Linked DNA regions of Homo sapiens: all the other regions are linked to region 1. A link is an interaction called in ENCODE POLR2A ChIA-PET data of the cell type or tissue named here. Cell type or tissue: GM12878. All regions are shown on one strand. Links, peaks and the distances in the headings refer to the core of each region. The heading gives the core; the rest is flanking DNA. Region 1 has its middle 5.5 kb from the start of LINC02539. Region 2 has its middle 32 kb from the start of WAKMAR2. Region 3 has its middle 21 kb from the start of LINC02865.

Region 1 (6,816 bases), core at 1,053-6,052:
GGCTCAGCCAGGGTGGAGTCGTGCTGGAAATCTAAATGCCTGTCCACCTGTTAGATATCCCAGCAGGAACTACACGGGAACCAGGACTGCTGCAATGCAACCCATGGAGAGATGAAATCCCAGATCAGCTAGCCCGGTGGGGAAACAGAAACCACACTGGACGGGAACTGTTTTCCCGTAAGTGCAATCACCTCTTGCTAGGCACTTGTTGATCATTCCCCACCTTTGTTTCTCCCTCACCTTCCTTTGAACCGCTTTTTGCCACAGATTCACTCTACCCAAGGAAAAAAAGTCAAGAGCAAAAATATGCAGCTTGTTTCTTTGGGGTTTTTTCCTTTAATATGGTTCTCTAGATGATGTACTTTATCAGGCTAACATGAGGCTTTACATGCTATGGGTGTTTTGTTTGTTTCTTATTATCGTCTGCAAATGGCAGAGAGTGGAGCTGACCTTTAGCACCTCCCTGCTAGACTGCTCTGCCACCACCAAGCATGGACTTTGGAGATGAGCATGCCCAGGCTGACTCTAGCTCTCCTACTAACTGATGACCCAGAGCAAGTGAATGAGCGTCTCAAAGCCTGTCTTCTCACCCAAGAACTGGGAATAAGAATGCCTCATCATAGTTGAGTGTGAGGCTTAAACACATGACTGTACTTACGGCCCCATGCAGAGTGGCAGGTATATAGTAAAAGTTAAGATCCCTTCTCAGAATGACTTCTTACTTAAGTTCTATTTTAAATCTCACTTTGCCTGGTCATCTTAACTCCAAGGTGTCTCAGCCTGTTTGGGCACTAATTGTGCATCAACCATTTATATACTTTTTAAATTGATTTTCTGTTTTGTCTCCCAAATTTAAGCTGGGACCACAGGTATACACCACCATGCCTGGCTATTTTTTTGCTTTTTTTTTTTTTTTTGGAGAGATGTTGTTTCACCATGTTGCCCAGACTGGTCTCAAACTCCTGGGCTCAAGCAATCCACCTGGCCTCTCTATGTGCTGGGATTACAGATGTGAGCCACTGTGCCCAGACTGAAAAATATTAATAGTAACATTCATGAGCCCATTCTGTGTGTCAGACACCATGCTAAGCACTTCACTTACCTAACCCTGACAACAACAAACTGAGTTAGGATATTAACCTCATTTTAGGAACCTAAAGGGTAAACCTTACTTTAGACAACTAGTGAGTGGCAGAACCAGAATTCACAAGAATGTCTGTCTCAATTCTAGCATCAGCTCTCTTAAACAGATGATGTCAGGCACATAGTAGGAACTCTAAAGTAATCAAAAAAAAAAAAAAAAGGCTGGACACAGTGGCTCACGCCTGTAATCCCAACACTTTGGGATTACGAGGCAGGCAGATCACCTGAGGTCAGGAGTTCGAGACCAGCCAGGCCAACATGGTGAAACCCCATCTCTACTAAAAATACAAAAAAAAAAAAAATTTGCTGGGTGTGGTGGTTCGCACCTATAATCCCAGCTACTTGGGAGGCTGAAGCAGGAAAATTGCTTGAACCCAGGAGGTGGAGGTTGCAGTGAGCCAAGATAGCGCAACTGCACTCATGCCTGGGTCTCAAAAAAAAAAAAAAAGAAAAAGAGGGTGAGGGGGTGTCTCGCTATGTTGCCCAGGCTGGTCTTGAACTCCTGGTCTCAAGTGATTCTCCTGCCTCGGCCTCCCAAAATGCTGGGAGTATAGGCATGAGCCACCATGCCTGGCCAGAACTTTATAGTAATCTTTAAAAATTATAAACAGATCCTGATCTATCAGATACCAAAGAAGACATAAATATGCACTTAATGACAAAGCTTATTTGAAAAAGACATGTATCAAAATCAAACGTATTCCATGATTATTTTTTAAATGTATTATTCTTTTTCTTTTTTCTATTAAATTCTCTCCAGTTAGGCTTATCCCTGCCCTTCCACTGAAATCGAACTTATTAAAATTATTCAAGACCACCATAGTACTAATTCAGTGGTCACTTCGCAGTGAGTCCTCTTCTTTTTCTTGGTCTCTCTGCAGAGCCAGATGTGGGCATTCAAGCCTTCTTTGAACTTTCTTCACTTTACTTCCAGAACACCATGGTCTCCTGGGTTTCCTCCTATCTCACCAGACAGCTCCTTTGCTGGCTCCTCTTCTCCTAGGCCTGTTATAGTTGATGTGTCCCTGGATGCAACCCTTGGCCTCTTCTGTATCTACACTCACCCACTGAATGATCTCATCCAGTCTGTTCTGCTCTCATATAACATAGTGTTTGTAAAAAAAAAAAAAAAAAAAAAAAAAACTCTGTGCCATGCAAAATACACACGGTAACAACCAAAGGTCTTATGCAAAAAATGTGATTGGGGCACAACACTTAAAAATGTCAGCAACTGGCCGGGCATGGTGGCTCCCACCTGTAATCCCAGCACTTTGGGAAGCCGGGGCAGGCAAATCACTTGAGCTCAGAAGTTCAAGACCAGCCTGGGCAACATGGTGAAATCCTGAATCTATTAAAAAAAAAATGCAGAAAATTAGCCGGGTGTGGTGGCATGCCCCTGGAGTCCCAACTACTCAGGAGGCTGAGGTGGCAGAATCACCTGAGCCTGGGATGTCGAAGCTACAGTGAGCTGTGACTGAGTCACTGCACTCCAGCCTGGGTGAAGGAGAGAGATCTTATCTCAAAATTAAAAAAAAGAAAGAAAGAAAGGAGATAACCTGATAAAAAGAATGGCACAGTTTCATACATATTAAATGGTTAAAAAATGAATAAATACTACAGTAAATCTCATAGTCTACCTTGACAAAGACCGGAAATTTGCTTGGGAAGGATTGCAGCTTATGAGTTAGTGTAAAGTGGTGGAAGGAAGGTTTTCTGAAATCAGTGGGGAAGTTACACCAACAGACATGAATAGGTGTAGCTCGTAACAGGGTGAACCGAGGTTAGCTGGTGGATGTTTTGAGGTGTGCTTGTGTGAATAATTTGAGTTTTTCTATACAGTTTGGTTCACCTGAGTGCAGTTTTTAATGCGTTCACTTAGTATTTCTTCCAGAATCAATAGCACATATGCAAATGCAAAATTTGCATTACGTTTAAATTGTTATTGAATATATTTATCTGTATTAGGTCTTCAAAGACTGTTTCTGAATAAAGTCACATTCACAGGTAACTGGACTTAAGATTTTAACTACGTTTTTGGGAGACATTTCAATCCATAACACAAAATATGTCCCCACATTTCTAGAAGTCCCACCTAATGTCTCACAAGGATCATTTTTTACCTTTTTATTGACAGCTACCCACAGTAAGAAAGATTCTCTGCCTCATCTCCCAGTGCACACACACACACACACACACACAACTGAAATGTTTCACAAAACTTACTTTGTGTGTTGCGATCAGATATTTTGTATTCTACTTGATCTACCATAGAAAAGAAAAAATGCTAGTCATGACCCACTCATTGATTTTATGACCCACTGATTATTTGTGACCTGCATTTTGAAAAACACCACTCTAGAATAAGGAAAAAAGTTCCTATCTTTAAGATTAGGTTAGGTTTTAAAAGATTGTTCCCGAGTATTTATTTGTAAGTAAAAAGCATGTGATTATTGTTGATTACATTGCACAGGATGCGATTTGATTTGCTGTGTGATAGACTTTTAGTCTTCAAAATACTTTTCACTGTTTTAAGGTTCATTCCATTTGCATTTCCAGCAGGCTTTCTCTCTCTCTGTCTCTCCCACTTTATTATATTATCTCACATTTGGGTCATTTTGTAATCGTTAACCTCTTCTTACCCACTGCTCTATCACTTACCAGACTTGACCGGGTTAATAGTGCTTATTAGTGTGTCCATGTCATCATGAATGTAGGAATGGGCAGGAAGCTAAGGGCCAATGGCTAAATGAACACTTGACTTTCACCATCTGTCATCCTGCAGATTTGAAAGTGGAGGTGCTTCTGCACTTTCAGCCGCTGCATGGTCTTTGTGGCCTTGGTGGTTTTTACCCTCCCTCCTCTTGCAGCCCCTTTGCATAGAGGGCTGTTATTAAGGAGTATAAACCTTGTCAGTGGGTAGCAGGTGCCAGCTCCTGCCTCCAGTGTTGCTTCTCACTCTGCCCCCGAGGTTGCATTGTGCCAGCCAAGGCCCTGAGGCCACTCTGCTAAAATGGGAAAAGTACCCCCAGCCTAGCCCTGCTCCCAACTCACTGGATAATTCCAAAGAAATACAACTCTGTGCTCCCAACTGCTCAGATATGTCATGGGAGATCAACCCTCCTTCAATGCTAATTTTGGAAAAGAGCATATTGCAAGTTTAGAGAATGTGCCCCTGTCATATCACATATTCATTGCAAAGTTAGAACCTAAACTCATGCTCCTGATGTTCCTGGGAGCTTTTCCATAAGCTATAATGACTCTTCACCTATTTCACAATATTGCTAAAGGCAGGTCCCGTTCATCTTCAAATAAACTGGGATGAGTAAAACTATTCATGAAATACTTACAATTTGCTAAAGATACTCAAGTCCTCAATCTGGTATAAATCTTAGCCAAGTTGTGATCTTTCTTTTCTCACAATTCTCTTGGCATTTTTTCCCAGCAACTTCTCCCCAACTACAGCCCCCCACCTCCACTATAGCTCACATTTCTCACATTTGAAATGAGAAATCTGAGCTTCGATCTCTCTGGTAGAACAATAAGAACAACCATTTTCCCTCTAGACTAAAATTCTCACCTCTCACAGTTCTAATCTTTCTAAAATTCAGCTCTGTGAGAATTGATGTATCCATTTAATGTGGTTTGCTTTTTCATCCTTAAAACACTGTTTACATTGATAGTGCTTTGCAAAATCTTTGTAAATCTGGATAGTGCTTTGTAGAATTCATATATATCTTTAAAATATTAAATATATATATGAATATCTCTTATGTGCTCATATAATAAATGGGGCTGAAATACATGAAATTACAAAATTTTTCATGTGTTTCCTAGTATTACAGGAATTACATTGGGAATAGTTTTTGTAATTTAATGAACATGTTTTAGACAGGATTATAGACTTTCTCTGATGATCAAAGCTTTTGTCAAGATTGGCTGACAACTGGACCTCTCTCTCTCTTACGTTCTCTTTTCTTTTCCTGGTTCTCACTTAAGCATCTCAAATTCTTCATAATTCTACATGTATGCTGTTAACTACTCAGCCTTCTGACTTATTGTAAATGTTTTTAGAAGTCAGAAGGTGTGCATATTCCTCTATTGAGTCTGCAGTCAATGCTTTCTGGAAGCTGGCTGCTGTTTGGGGGAACAGTAGAAGTTAAGGGGTTTCCCTATAATTTGCGCCGCTGACTGCACCATTCAATTCTTTTGGAAAGCCCCTCTCAGGGAAGCATTTTATACTTTAAAAACAAAGGTTTTTGTTTCTGCAGTGATACAGAACCTTGACATTTCAAAACTGAAAGGAACAAAAGTCAATGACCCAAGGAAAAACAATGATGAGAGAATAAGTAAACCAAGTCTAGTGTAAACAAAGGCAGAAAAATATATTTTATTATAGAAATAAGGTTTTTAAGGACAAGTAGGGGTTGGGTTAAACATAAAAAGGGGAGATTTTTTCCTTTTTAAATACTTGGCAACGTTTCCTAGACCAGCCTGCATTAGCCAACAATTTATTTCTGGTTCTTTGAAGTTACTGCTTTGACTCAAGTAGAGGTTTTTCCATTAATATCTAAAAATTATCTATTAGTCTAAAAAGTATTAAATAATAGAATCAAGTCATTATCTATTAAAATATTATCAGTATTTATTCCCGCTATTGTCAGACCTACACGTCGTCTCTTTGGGATGAAGCACTTATAATTACGTAAGGTAATTTTTTTAAATGCTATATTTATTCAGCTGCAAGTAACAGAGAAGCTAAATACAAGAGTTAGAATAGATATAAGTTTGCTTATTCTCTCACAACAGGAAGTTTCTTGGGTAGTTGCTGGAGTTGGTTCAGTTACTCAGTAATGGCAGGGCCAATGTCTCTGTAATTCCCTGGGCTTGGCCTTTCTCTCATTATTACCAGATAGCTGCTGAAGCTCCAATGATCAGGCTTGTGTCCACAAAAGGGAAGATGTATGTCTTCTTTAATGATGAAAGCAAGGCCGGGCACGGTGGCTCACGCCTGTAATCCCAGCACTTCGGGAGGCCGAGGTGAGTGGATCATGAGGTCAGGAGATCGAGACCACCCTGGCTAACACGGTGAAACCCCGTCTGTACTAAAAATACAAGAAAAAATTAGCCAGGCGTGGTGGCGGGCGCCTGTAGTCCCAGCTACTCAGGAGGCTGACGCAGGAGAATGGTGTGAACCTGGGAGGCGGAGCTTGCAATGAGTGGAGATCATGCCACTGCACTCCAGCCTGGGCGACAGAGCAAGACTCCATCTCAAAAAAAAAAAAAAAAATGATGAAAGCAAAGTTTTCAAAAACTCTCCAACAGATTTTTACTTCCATCTCATTGGTAAGAGCTGTCAATTAGCCACTCCAAGGAAGGATGGACTTTTAAGTAGAGGAAATGGAGAAGAAGGTTAAAATTAGTTGCTGAATCAGCCAACTCATAATGTCTGTCAGAGTTTTTTTGTGGACATTTCTGACACATGATATTATATAAATAATTCCTGGGAATAATTAATTGATGATTCTGAGTCACCTAACTTCAAAATATCAGTGTTACCCAGTCTTTAGATTTTACTGAAGATGAGAAATAAAATTAAATTTTAAAATTGGCGGTGGCAGACGGAATAAAGGACCCCCAATTATGTCCACATCCTAATCCCTAAAACCCATGATC
Region 2 (6,816 bases), core at 1,019-6,018, 160 kb after region 1:
AAAGACTTGCTGGTGAAATCCTCCAGGTCCTGGCTGTTCCATGCCCCTTCACACCAACAGTTTCATGAAGGTGAAATTAATTAACGTATTGGTTGAATACTGAACTAGTTTACCGAATATGCTTCTCTGTGAATTCCAGTTTTATAGATTTTCCAGTAGAATAATGAGTCAGAATATAGGAAGTAGTTAGTACTCAACACTTTTCATGATCATCTTTAGAAAACATAACTTTTTAAATGACTTAAATTTAAGTTTAGAAAACTGAAAAGTCTGGTGGTAGTTTTATCCATTCTTGAGGGTTTAAAGACATCAACAAGTTTGTGGCTCTTAAAGTAGATACTTTAAAGTAAGAACAGTTATCACAGGTATTAAAAAGGAGCAGTCTTTTTTTTTTTTGAGGCGGAGTTTCACTCTTGTTACCCAGGCTGGAATGCAGTGGCGCGATCTCGGCTCACTGCAACCTCCGCCTCCTGGGTTCAAGCAATTCTCCTGCCTCAGCCTCCTGAGTAGCTGGGATTACAGGCATGTGCCACCACGCCCGGCTAATTTTTGTATTTTCAGTAGAGACGGGGTTTCTCCATGTTGGTCAGGCTGGTCTCGAACTCCCGACCTCAGGTGATCCGCCCACCTCGGCCTCCCAAAGTGCTGGGATTACAGGCGTGAGCCACCAGGCCTGGCCCATTTTATTTATTTATTTGTTTATTTATTTATTTTGGCAGTGAAAAAAAAAAAACTAAACAGGAGTAGTTTCAAAGAGTTGAGGGGAAATTGTTGACACAGAGGCCTCTGGCTCCACAAGAGGCTCAATCCCGTTGGCCCAGCACAAGCTACACACGTCCTCAGAGGCAGCAAAATCATTTGTGGGTCTGTGAAAAATGTACTGTAATTATTTAACCACTGAGTTTAGAGACATATTGCTTAAACCAACTTTATGCTTCTTTTGTTATCTATGTAGGATTTTGTATTTTTAAGAAAAGAACAGCTTGATATTTCATGTCTGAACAAAACACACGAATGTCTCTTCCAATCTAAAAGTAAATGAAAGATAATACCTGATTGTCAGAAAATTTGTTAATGATGTTATAATAATATAGCATGCATATATTCCAAGCCATCAGTAAAAGTTAGAAGATTATTCATTATTTAATATAAATGAAAATGAAATGAAATGTGCAGAAAAAAATTTTAATGAAAAAATTTTAATTAACCAAAAAAAGAGAAGAAGGTTAGAGAGTGTTCATTTGGAACCTCTTAAATCTGTCTAGTACACCATTGCCCATGCATCAGATTACTCCTCACCTGGTCCACCCCAAAAGCTCCATAACTAGTACTCTTACTTTCAGTCATAAGCCCTCCAAACCACTTGCCAAAGTGCAGCCAGTGGGATCTTTCTAAATATCCATGTAATTACGTTCTCCTCCTGGGGTCCATGGAACACCCTAGATCTGAAGGATTTCAGGGACAAAGACTTGAATGAAGTCCAGGTCTCTAAACTCTGAGCAGAATTCCACTGACCATAGGACTTGTTTTTAATGGCCCTCAATAGATTTCCAAAGTCCAGGTTCCTTAATGTGGCTCACAAGGCCCTTTGGTGATATGTGGCCCATGGCTCTCTGCCTCCATTCATACCCACAGAGAATCCAGGAATGCCCTGAGTCCTCAATCCAGAGCCTGCTTCTGCCATTCCCACCACCTGCACCACCTTTATTCCCTAGCCAAGCCCTATGCATCCTTCATGACTCAACTCTAGAGTCCTTTAATTCAAGAGGCACGTGGTCTCCCACTCTCCAATACAATTTAGCTGCTTTTCCTAGGTACTTCCTTGAAACCTGTGTACTTTCTGTCACGATTTTATAATTATTGATTAATGTTTATCATACATGTGAATTTCTCAAAGTAGAGGAACTTGATTTTTCTGTGTCTCAAATGCTTAACCCTACATCTGACACAGTATGGATTTTCTCTAAAAGTAAATGTTGAGATGATGTTTGAGATGTAAGATTTTTTTAGGGATCAGAATTTGTGTTTTGCCCAGTGTCTGCCCTCTATACCTCCAACCATGGGCTGAAAAAATGTTTAAATATGAGTAGTTTCTCTTGTGATGATCACCACTAATATACCTCAATTAGAAGGCATGTCACCATTGAATCAAATATTAATGAAGCATGTCAATCTGAATTTGCATGATGTACAAATATTTTTGTGATTTTTTTAGAAGTCCAGCTTTGTTATAAAGAGGAGGTTTTTGCATAGGATTTCTTCATCAAGGTAGTGCCTTAAACGCTAATAGCTAGTTGACCCATACAAAACAACTCTAGAATTAAAGAGTGACATTTTGAAGATTTCCTTTTTTCCCTTGCTCAGGATATTCGGTTCTTCGTTTGCTCCAAAATATCTCACCCTCCTCCCACCCAAATTTATTTTTTATGTTCCCTTTTAACAACATTTATTGAGTGCCTCATATATTGCAAGCATTGGAGATGCAAAAGTAAATAGGACACATCCATCCCTTGAAGAGCTCCCATTCAGAGAAACAAAAGTAAATGTAGCTGGGCAGGGGGTTCACGCCTGTAATATTAGCACTTTGGGAGGCCAAGGTGGGAGGATCACGTGAAATTAGGAGTTCGAGACCAGCCTGACGAACATGGTAAAACCCAGTCTCTACTAAAAATACAAAACTTAGCCAGGTGTGGTGGTGCAGGCCTGTAATTCCAGCTACTCAGGAGGCTGAGGCACCAGAATCTCTTGAACCGAAGAGGCGGAGGCTGCAGTGAACTGAGATTGTGCCACTGCACTCCACCCTCGGTGACACAGGCAGACTCTGTCTCAAAAAAAAAATAATAATAAAGTAAATGTAAAAAAGGTAAAATCATGGGGAAAATATGATCATCAGTTGAAACTGGACTGGTGGAAAACAATACCATGTTAGAAATTCTAAGCAGGAAAGGATTTTTTATAGGAAATGTGATGCTAAGATAACTTCTCTTGCTGGGCAAGAGAAGCTCAGGATAAATTGCTGATGATTTTCAAAAGTATGAAAATTCAGGAATTACATTTGATGACATTTTCTTCCTGCCTACATCCACTACCTACAGCTGTCATGAGAAGATAATGGTTTCTCCTTCTCCTTTGCTTTCCAGATCTCTGGTGATTTTTTCTTGGAGGTGAGCCCTAAACAAGAACTCTGCTAGAAACACAGGTCAGGCAATGTTGTTTCCAGGCTTTCAGCCTCAACAGAGAAAGGGAAGCTGGGAAGGGCTCTTGAAGGTGGTGGCAACTAACACTGCCATGTACTATGTATATTGGGGTGGGTGACTTCTCTACCCTGAAGTAGCCAAGCCGACTTTCAGTCTGCAGAAAGGCTATAGGATGTGTATTCCAAAAAACTAGAAGAGATTTGAAATGTTCCTAGCACAAAGAAATGATAACTATGTGAGGTCACAGATATCTTAATTATTCTGACTGGATCACTACACATCGTACGCATGTATCAAAATATCACACGTATCACATATAGGCATACAATTATGTTTCAATATAACAATTAAATTCTTTTAAAAAAGAGATCCTATACAGAGCTTTCCCTTTGATAGGTCTATGCCTAGCTAAGAAACATATTCTCACATTGCTCAAAGGTCCTTTACATCTACTGATTTTTTTTTTTTTTTTTTGAGACAAAGTCCCACTCTGTCGCCCAGGCTGGAGTGTGGTGGTATGATCTCAGCTCACTGTAACCTCTGCCTCCTGGGTTCAAGCAATTCTCCTGTCTCAGCCTCCCAAGTAGCTGGGATTACAGGCATATGCCACCACGGCTAGCTAATTTTTTGTATTTTGGGTACAGAGTGGTCTCAAACTCCTGACCTCAAGTAATCTGTCTGCCTTGGCCTCCCAAAGTGCTGGGATTATAGGCATGAGCCACCATGCTTGGCCTTACATCTACTGACTTTTATCCTTCTAACTACATAGGATGTAATATTTATGTGTTTTGAGTAATTATTTGGGGGTTAAAGTGTCGTCCTAGGAGGTCTAACACATCAATCCTTCATACCAAAGAGTTGACTGCTTCCTGAAATGAATTATAAGGTCTGTTCAAAGTGAAGGTTAGCCACCCCACCCCCCAGGGTAAAGAACATTAAAATGAGAGATAAGGTCTGAGTTCACATCCTAAAAAGGCCATTTATTAAACATAAATACGTCATTAGTCTTCTTAAAGACAGTTTCCTCTTTAGTGAAACAGAGATTTAATAAGCCTCCCCTCCTATCTCAAAGAGTTATTTTAAGATTCAAAACTAGAATGGGAAAATATATATAAAGATATTTTTGTAAATCATAAATGTTATAAAGGTCAGAACCCAAGAAGGCTTACCTGGAAAGTTTGCAGGATCTTGGCAAGGGAGACATGAGGACAGGAAAAGAAGCCAGAATTACTGGGGACTAACCTTTCTGTAGAACTGGGACCTGAGATGGATAGCTAGATTTTCAAGTTATAGTGTCAAAAGGGATATAGTAAGCTTGACACGGTATCAGTATCTAAGAGGTCCAATCTGGGGCAAAACAGACTGTCCAGCCAATGGTGAATTTTGGAATCAGGCATTCGGCAGGGTTGACTGAGATCTAGTTGTTTGGATTGATATCTCAACAGCAGATCAAAGTCCAGACAGTAATATCCCCCACATAGTAGCTTGGCATGGAGTAGGCAATCAATATATTTTTATTGACTTGACCTACTGATAAACAGAATAAAGGAACACATATCTGGCAATAAGATATCATGTTGTCAAGACCCCAGAGAACCTGAGTGCAGTTCATGAGCTGGCTCCAGGCCCAGATAGGGATTTCAGTGTTAACCAGGGCAAGCTGCCTAGTGACATGGACAGAGCAAGCTCAGTGAAGGCCAGGAGGAAGAGAAAGGATACAGCTCAAGGGGCTCAAAGACGTTGAAGCTCACCCCAGACGCAATGGCCTTGGATCCAGCACAAATTCAAAATTGTACCTATGAGTAGGGTTACAGCATCTGATGTACTTCAAGGCTTGGTCAGGCTAGCTGCGTCAGGACCAGGATGGAGCTAAGAATGAAGGTGGCGGGTGCCCAAAGCTTAACAGAAAGTGAAAATACATATTAATATATTATTCACTGAGTTTTTAAATATTAACTATTCACCTAAAAAATTAATATTTTTATTTGGGAGGCAAAGGGAGTTTAATTTGGATTTGTTTTAATAATCAGCTTAATAGGTACTAAAATTTCTGTTTTTAAAGAATATTTAATGGCATGGGAAATTCTAATGAAGTAATCAAAGAGTTGGTAAATAGTATATGCTACTATGGTCAGAATTCTTTGTGTGCATATTACTTGTATACAGATATAGATAAAGAGAAAATTGGACATATCTTGCAGAGACTGATAAAAAGTTGTAGAAGGAAATATACCAAAATATATTTAACAATAATTTCTGGATGGTAATGCCTATAAATTACTTCTGTTTTGTTCTTTGTAATATCGGGTGTTTTTACAATTCCTGACAATAAGTTTACATTACTTTTATAATCTTTTTTAAAAGATTTTCTGCAAACCTATCTCTTATAGTATCTCTACAATTCACAGAGAAAGAAGGAATACTCCACAGCTCATTCTATGAATTCAATATGACCTCGCTATCAAAATTAGACAAGAATGGAATAAGAAAGGAAAATTACAAGCCAAACTAGGCCATCGATGTATATATACAGGCCCAAATCAACCATCAAGTTTTTTTTTTTCAACATAAAAGAAACAAACTCTTGGAAAACCAAGTCTAACTGTGTTTAGAAAGATAATACACTAAGAGCTAGCTGTCTTCATCCTACAAGAACAATTTATCATAAATAATAGTTTCGTACTGGCATAAGAACAGACAAATTTTCAGTGGAATAGAATGGAGAGGCCAGTTAACAGGGTGTAGATGACATCTCAACAGTCTTGACTTGGATTTCCTTGCTCACCAGTGAGACTATCACTTCATATGACACATTTATACATGGAAATTTGTCACATGATGGGGGTGACATAGTTGAGCAGTAGAGAAAGGAAGGAATCTTTAAAAAGTACAGTTGGAAAACTGATTATAAATATAGATAAAATTGAATTTGGATTCCTAGCTCCTAGTCTGCTTAAAAATCAATTACAGACAGAGTAAGGAATTTATATGTCAAAAACAAAACTTTATGAGAGGAATATATATGGGTAAATAGTTTTCTGACTTGAGAATAGAAAAGAATTCCTTAAACAAGACCAAATATGATATCCTAAAAGAACATATTGACAAATGCGTTGAACAACTACACTACACTCCAGGTCCTCCCTCCAAAATCCTAAACCCAAATCTCATCACGTTTTTCAGTGAAATAAAAATACCTTCTGTTTCCAGCAAGCATCCTCCATAAAAGGCTTTGAAGTTATTAATATAATTAGCAAAAAATTCAGTACAGTATCTATTTTTAAACAGCGGTATTAAATTATAAGAACTATTTGTCCATTTACCCTAGTTCCTTGGAAGGCCGTGCGGAAGAATCAAATGCGCAAAGGTTAAAGCCCACAATTTTCTTCTTGAAGTAAATGGTAGCATTGTTAAGAAACGACCGAGGCCAATTTTCCTTTTTAACAGTGAGAACAACTTGTAACTAGAAGTCAGAATCTCTATTCAAGTATTTTACACAGTTCTTCTGTGAATTGCATATAGTGGATAGGATCATATTGATCTGTGATGTCAAAATCCAGTGCAGAGGCTTCACAGAGGAAGTAAAAGGAGATAAGATGACTACTCACCACTGCTCTGG
Region 3 (6,816 bases), core at 910-5,909, 180 kb after region 1:
CCCATGGACAATTTCTTGATGCTATCATGTAGAACACATGGGGTTCTAGGATTCATTACTGGGCAAACTCTACCTCTGGCAGAGTCCAGTCAACAGGGCCTATGCAAGTGAGCATCTGAGGGGGCTCAACTGCAAAATTTAATTGTAAAAATCATCTCAAAGGTCAAACTGTAGTCAAATGGGTAAGTTGTGGCTCTGCCACTAAATAACCCTGGGTGACTTTGAGTGAATAAATTAATTAATTAATTCATTCATTCATTTATGTACTTATAAAGTAGCTGTTACGTGCCAGAAGTGTGTCAATCACTGGGGATATAGCAGTAATCAAAACAGAGAACCCCAAGCCCATGCCTGCTAGGGAAAGAGATGTTAAACAAAACACCAAAATACATGTAGAAATACAACTTAAGATAAGAATTGAGAAGGAGTGGTGTAACACGGGGGTCCCTCCTTTAGACTGAAGGGTCAGGGAGGACCTGTCGAAGTAATTAAACTGAAACTTAAAGGATGATTAGGAATTAGACAAAATGGTATGGGAAGAGGGCTTCAGACATTAATAACAGCAGGTGTGTGGGCTGGTGTTCGAGGGAAAGAGTGTTTAGAGAAGTGGGCATGGGAGTTACAAATATGGTACTTGCCCCATAATGATGAAAATGATGGCCCAAGGGATGCAAACCAGACATGAAGGGAAATGAAAGAGGGAGGTGCTGAAAAAGAAAAAAAGCGAGTGAGTACATTGGTGGTCTGACCAAGGCTGCTGAGATTGGAGAACGGTTTCAGCGAGGGACCTCAAGCCTGTGCACTTTCTCATTGGAGAAGTTCTTATTTGAAGTAGCAGTAGCAGTGATGTCCAGCGGGTGGCAGCTGGAGTGGATGGCTGAGGTAGAGTGTAGAAAACATGTATTGGCAATGAGGGGGTCCCAGGAAAGAGCCCATTCAATGGGCTCTATGTTGAATATGCCCCTGAATATTCACATTTCTAAGAAGAATGAAGACTGGTCCAGGTGCTAAAGTTTTTAATGAATGACAGGAAGTGACCAGGAGGCTTGCAGACAATCTCCTCTCTTCCCTGGGAGACCCCTCCGATTTTTGCTATAGGCAATAACAATATTCAGTTTTCTTAACTCTTTCAACGTGATGAAAAACACACTAGGCTTAAAATCAGAAGACCTAGGTTCAAGTTCTGGCCTGGTGACCCTCTCGATGTGCCCCTTTTTTTTGGACATGTCACTCTGAGCCTTTAGGTCTGGGTTTCCTCATCTGTGATTTATATAAATGACTCTCGAAGGGTGGTGGGAAGTGGGACGGGGAAGACATGCCTCCTTAGGGAAGTCCACCAGAATTTCGAGGGCAGTGGTTTTCAACCCACCTTGCACATGAGAATCACCTGGGGAACTTAAAAAAATTATAAGCCACCCATGAGATTCTGAATTTGGCCTGGGTTGGCCAGGTTTTGGAATTTTTTGAAAGGTCCCCCAGTGATTCTGATGGGCAGCTTGGGAACCACTGCTCAAGGGAAACATAGGTCATTTGAGATGATCTCCAACTTACACCACTAGAATATAAGCCTCGTTTTTCTGTTTTGTTCACAGAAATTACCTGAGTGCCCAGACTAGCTGACACAGCGTAGGCATTCAACAAATTGTGTTTGCATTTTACTCTGATTATAAAGCAGATCAGAGCACCATGCCCCAGGGACACGATAAAGTCAAAATTGTCACTGAATGTCCTATTCAACTACTTAATTCTTTGGTCAATCCTGGCCATAGAAATGTGGGTGACCCTGTAGCCCCAAGCAGAATTCTAAAAGATTAAGTTAGATTCATTTATATATAATGAACCTCCTTCAGAATGTTCCACACATGTACGTACACGTGGCCTCAACCTCACAAGGGGTCTGCATCCAGGGGATTTATTCATTAGACCCCTAGGGAGATCATGGCCCCTTTTCCTCTCTGTTCCCATTGCACCTTGACTCGGTTTTGCCCCTCAGCAATCAAAGAGTGTAGAGATTGCCTGTTTAAAAATCTCCCTATGATGCCCCTGTTTACAAGAAATTCCCTGAAGACAGAGAGTCTTCTATTTTCCTTCTAATTCCAGCACTTATTGATAATGACAATGATAATGATGATGATGTCCCTGGCTCTGAACCAATATTTTATCACTTAATGAATACATTTGAATACTGTCTGGGACACACTGGGGATTTTCCTCTGCTGTATTTCCCTTCCAGTAGAGAAAGAACCAGGATTAGACCACAGAGCCCAGTCAGAAATTTACTTGGTGGCTGGTGGTGGGGTCACTTAGATGCTGATATTTCCCTGGGATGAAGGTAAGAAGGAAGGGGTGAAAGGAAGCTTGGTGGACTCTGGCTCATGAAGACTGGCTGATGGGTTCAGGTTATTGCCCTTTTCCCAGCCTGTTTCGGGGAGGTCAGGGAACAAAAGCACCATGATGACTTTGGAAAGAAGGAGAGGTCTTACAGGGTCAGAGGGGTACATTAGCTGCAAATTTTTCCACTATGTGGCCTCCTAGAAATAACTGGAGTACGGGAATTAAAAAACTCAGTCCTCAGCCTTCTTCTGAACCAGCTGAGTGACACTGGGCAAGCCACTTAACCACTCAATGGCTAAAAGTTGTCGCTGTAATCACAGTGCCATAGTGCAAATCAAAACTAGGTAATACATGTAAAATCTCTTCACAATAAAACCCTTTCCATGCTCTGTGAAGTGATATAGATAGCAAAGCACTGTTCCCATTGTGTTCTGGTCACTTAGGTGTCCTGGAGTTTGCTGCATCAGCTATTTGGGCAGGGCCCTTGTGAGCAGCCCCAGGTCTAGCATAGAGCCTGGAAGTGAGCATTGTTGCGTGGGTTTGCAGCTTATGTTGCCTATAATTTTAGCTGTGAATGGTGCTTTTGTCTCTCTTGAAATCAGATAAGAGCCTAAGGGAAACAAGAACTTTCCAAGATACTGTCATCTATCCTTTCCCTCCACCAGCTGTAAGGTAATAATCAGAAGTTCCTTGAAAATGTTGATTTTCCTGCTGGACATCTGCTAGAACACTCCCGCCTGTGAACGCCCAGGACAGATCTGAGGGGGGCCCTGAAGGGTTGTGCATCATCCACAATGGCCTTTGCCTTTTCTATCCTTTGCAACTATTTCTCCACACCTTCTTTTGCACAAGACTGTAGCCTCTGTTTCTCTTCATTCATCATGATAAAATCCAAATTGCCCAATAGCTGCTACTGTGTAAGAACAGCTCTTCCTTCTTCAGAGAACCTTCCTGGACCACCTAGCTTTGGAGCTAGCTGAACTTTGACCTACCCCCTCCTACTCAAATCCTGTAAAGCATTTCATGTTCCTTCCCTAAGTTAGAAAGCTTCCTTGGAGTTTTCTCATGCCTGGCATTCTGGAGCAAAACTATGTTAATGATGCTGTAGTAATTTTCCTAGAATCTGGGTCTGAGAGGCCCAGATTTTTTTTTTATGGCAGTGGGTGCTAGGATGGGGTATTTCGTATTTTCAGACTTTTCTTCCATTGTCAGTAGAAAAAAAGACATATTTCCTTCTGTCCTTGCTGTTGTAATCATTTAGATGGCTCTGGGTCTTCTATACCAAATTACTATCGTTTTGTTATAGAATCAACTTCGATGACTGATCAAGTCTTCAGCCTTGTTTTAGACAAGGCCAGGACTAGGATAAGGTTAGTGAAGCACTTGCTTTTGAGCACAGTATTTAAGGAGATGGCCAAAAACTCAGTAACCAAGATAACTAGTATTTTAATGTGTCTTTTAAAAATAGACACTAATGCAAAAAAAATCCATGATGAGCAAAATATGATAATTTTAAATAAACCTGAGGTCAATATTATTGAGTTTTCTTTTTGCTCCAGGCTGCAATGTAACCTGGCATAGCACTGGCCTGGGATATCTATTTCTGATAGGTTTCCTTCATCAGGGTCTTTTCTGATTTACCAGACTGCTTCATTTTCTCTGTGGATCACGTACCTCCAGTGGGAGTTTCCCTAAGCCACAGCACCCTCAAAAGCCTTCAATGTGCTCTTCTCCTTCCTTTACCCGTGACTTCATCCTCATGTGCGTAACGGCAGCAGCCAACATTTCTCGCCAATGTGCCAGGCTCTGAGCTAAGATCTTCACATTCATTGTCAGCTAACCTCACAATGTGCACAGGTACCAATTCAACAGGTCCTGGTATTATCCCGGTTTTATGTTTTATAGCTGAGAAAGCTTCAGAGCGATGCTATCACAGCCATAGGTGGCACAGCTAGTGCACAGCAGAGCCACCCTCACCCACCCCTCTGTATTGCTCCTCACAGTTTCAGTCCTCAGTCTTTTCTTTCTTCTCGCCATTCACGAATCCCGTCAGTATTCACTTTCCAGGACCTGTCGACGTTTCTCTTTAAGAGCTTTCTGTTGGATTAGAAGCTCCACTGAAATTCATCTTGCTGAAATGCAAAGCTAGATGAAGGAACCTCAGAGAGAAAGCATTGATCCAAAGCAATTAATTCCCTCAATTTGCCGAATAGGAAACGGAGTCCTGGAAAGGTGATACGATTTGCCAGCCTTCCCTGTTGATGACGCGGCAGGATCACCTGCTCTGCCACTCTGCCTTTCCCCTCCCTTTCCACCAGACTCCAGCTCCTCTCCATACAGGACTGGGACCCCCAAAGTGTCCTGCCCACCCGAAGTTTTCCTCTCAGGCCTCCGGCTGTGTGCTTTGTTCCCAAAATTGCTCCAATTTCCTCCCCTTCGAGCCCACTTCCTCCCTAACCCCCAGACACAGGCATTGATCTCTTCTTTTGTGCTAGGGGTTTTGCTGATATTTGTAGGTGGCCCTCTGAAAAACATAAACAAAACTGGACCTGACTCAGAATAAAGTGGTAAAGCTGGAGGGAAAAGGGGGATGGGGCCCAGCTTCGGAGAGAAAATTACCTCCAAACTTTAGACTGCTGGTTGGCTTCCAAGTACAGTGTGTGGGGTGGATCACCATCACTAAACCAAGCCCACCTTTTAGGGGAAGGGGTATTATTCAAAACACCTCTTTATCCTGACCTGCCAGGACCAGTTCCCCTCCCCCGTGCCAGCTGTAGTTACAGCCCTCTGAGTCAACAAAGGGGTTGGGCTTGTAAGACTTCATTTATAAGCACCTAAATTCCCTTTCACTTACTCCCAGAAGCTCATTAATAGATCAGTTGGTCAACATCTTGGAATGTGCCTTGGAAAAGGATAGGATAGATGAAAGGAAAGTTTCCATGAGAGGAGAGGAATTTAAGGCCAAAGAGTAGCCTGAAATGTCCCAAGCTCTCATTAGAGATTGGCAGGCTCAGTTGTTGCATTGCTACACATGGTTCCTAAATTCCACCAACAGAGAAAGGTAGTCAGAGGTTTACCCAAAAAGACTGTCTGCTGGTCATGTTACTGCTTATGCTGGCAAATGATTAATAAGTTGGGAAGAAAAAAACCCAAAAGATTTGTTATAAAACATTCTGTGGAAACTTGGGGCAGAGATTGCACCCAAAAAATCAGCGATTTCAAGTTAATGGTGATCAGGTAAAGGAGATATTTTGAAGTAATGTGATGCAAAGCTACTACCACTGATTACAGAGTTTGACATCACTGCTCCAAGGTAGGAAACAGGAGATCAGTAGGAATTCTTTACCTTCCTTCCACTTTTCAAATGGAGGCGAAGAATTAGCTTCTATGAATCCTTTAGCAACTCATAGCAAGAAAGAGCTTTTCTCCTTGTCCTGGTCCAAATTAGCCACAGGCTGGAGTTATTGAGAGGAACAGCACATTGAAGTTGCACAGAAAGTTGTTTTCAGGGAGGACAGAAAAAAATGGAAACTGAATTGGGCAGACCATGTGCCTCCCTAAATCCAAAATTAAATCCACGATACATAATCTGCCTGCCTTCTCACATTGCACTGTGCTGGGTGGCCAAACATACCAAGGGGCTCCTGCTGAACTGGAAGCGGGCTGTCATCTTAGCCTCCATGAAAAGCTCATCTTTGAAAACTCATCTTTCCTTACGGGACTACTACATTTTACAAGGATTTTTTTTCTTCTAAATGCAATACATTGATGTTTACTTTTTAAACAAAAATGCTCATTATTGAATTTTTTTAGTTGATTCTACTTTTGCAGTTTGTGTAATTGACATCCTAGGTGACATGGAGATTCCTGTGGCTGCCTGACTCCAGGCAGTGGCTCCCAGAAGCTAGCAAGCAGAGCACACTGCCCAGAGTTGGGATATCAATACCCTTTGTGAAAACCACAAAATAGGCAATTTGAAAAGTAGAGAGAACTCTGAAGAGGAAAAAAGGTCCCTTGCCATTTTACTACTTTCAGCATTTTAATTAAAATGTATTTTTGTCAATGCAATGGTTGTTTCAGACATTTTAAGAAAACATCTTGATTCCAAACCCCGGGGTAAATTAAGTCAATAAACTTTTGAAGACTTGTGCCATGCTGCAGATGGACTTTAAAAGCCACTGGGGGGTGGGGAGAATGGGGGTTTCTAAATATAATAAACTTCCCAAAAAGGCAATTTCAAGCCTAACTGAAGTCATACTATTTTTGAAAGTGGAAATCCCCCTTTTCACCACACAACCCCGTGGTCGAGCCATCTAAGAATTCAGCTTCTGTGCCAGTGATAGGACAAAGCTCATCCTCTGCCGAATGCCACAGTCACTCCTCTTCCTTCCTGCCACCCACAGGGTCAGCAACAAGCACTATCAGTTAAACGTGACACCTGGTGTCTGCGGGCTGCCTCCGGTGGGAGCCAAATCCCACGTG

Evidence for each region. ChIA-PET counts read pairs that join two places held together with the same protein. Peaks named below come from ENCODE experiments on the same cell type or tissue, not always from the same donor. Only the 100,000 strongest peaks of a DNase experiment are listed, where the experiment ranks them.
Region 2: POLR2A ChIA-PET joins it to region 1 with 5 read pairs; 2 of 35 experiments call an interaction of 5 or more read pairs at or near these places.
Region 3: POLR2A ChIA-PET joins it to region 1 with 8 read pairs; 2 of 35 experiments call an interaction of 5 or more read pairs at or near these places.

What each region holds. Positions count from the first base shown.
Region 1 is chr6:137,741,092-137,747,907 of GRCh38, forward strand. No RefSeq gene overlaps it. Among named protein-coding and RNA genes, the nearest start is that of LINC02539, 5.5 kb to the left of the region's middle. RefSeq lists a silencer at 3,951-4,010. In GM12878, for the core only: no CTCF peak of the experiment used is centred there; DNase peaks (open chromatin) are centred at 3,890 and 5,288; H3K4me3 peaks cover 682 bases; H3K27ac peaks cover 1,921 bases.
Region 2 is chr6:137,896,932-137,903,747 of GRCh38, forward strand. No RefSeq gene overlaps it. Among named protein-coding and RNA genes, the nearest start is that of WAKMAR2, 32 kb to the left of the region's middle. In GM12878, for the core only: no CTCF peak of the experiment used is centred there; no DNase peak of the experiment used is centred there.
Region 3 is chr6:137,921,257-137,928,072 of GRCh38, forward strand. No RefSeq gene overlaps it. Among named protein-coding and RNA genes, the nearest start is that of LINC02865, 21 kb to the right of the region's middle. RefSeq lists enhancers at 4,424-5,623, 6,469-6,708. In GM12878, for the core only: no CTCF peak of the experiment used is centred there; no DNase peak of the experiment used is centred there; H3K27ac peaks cover 2,591 bases.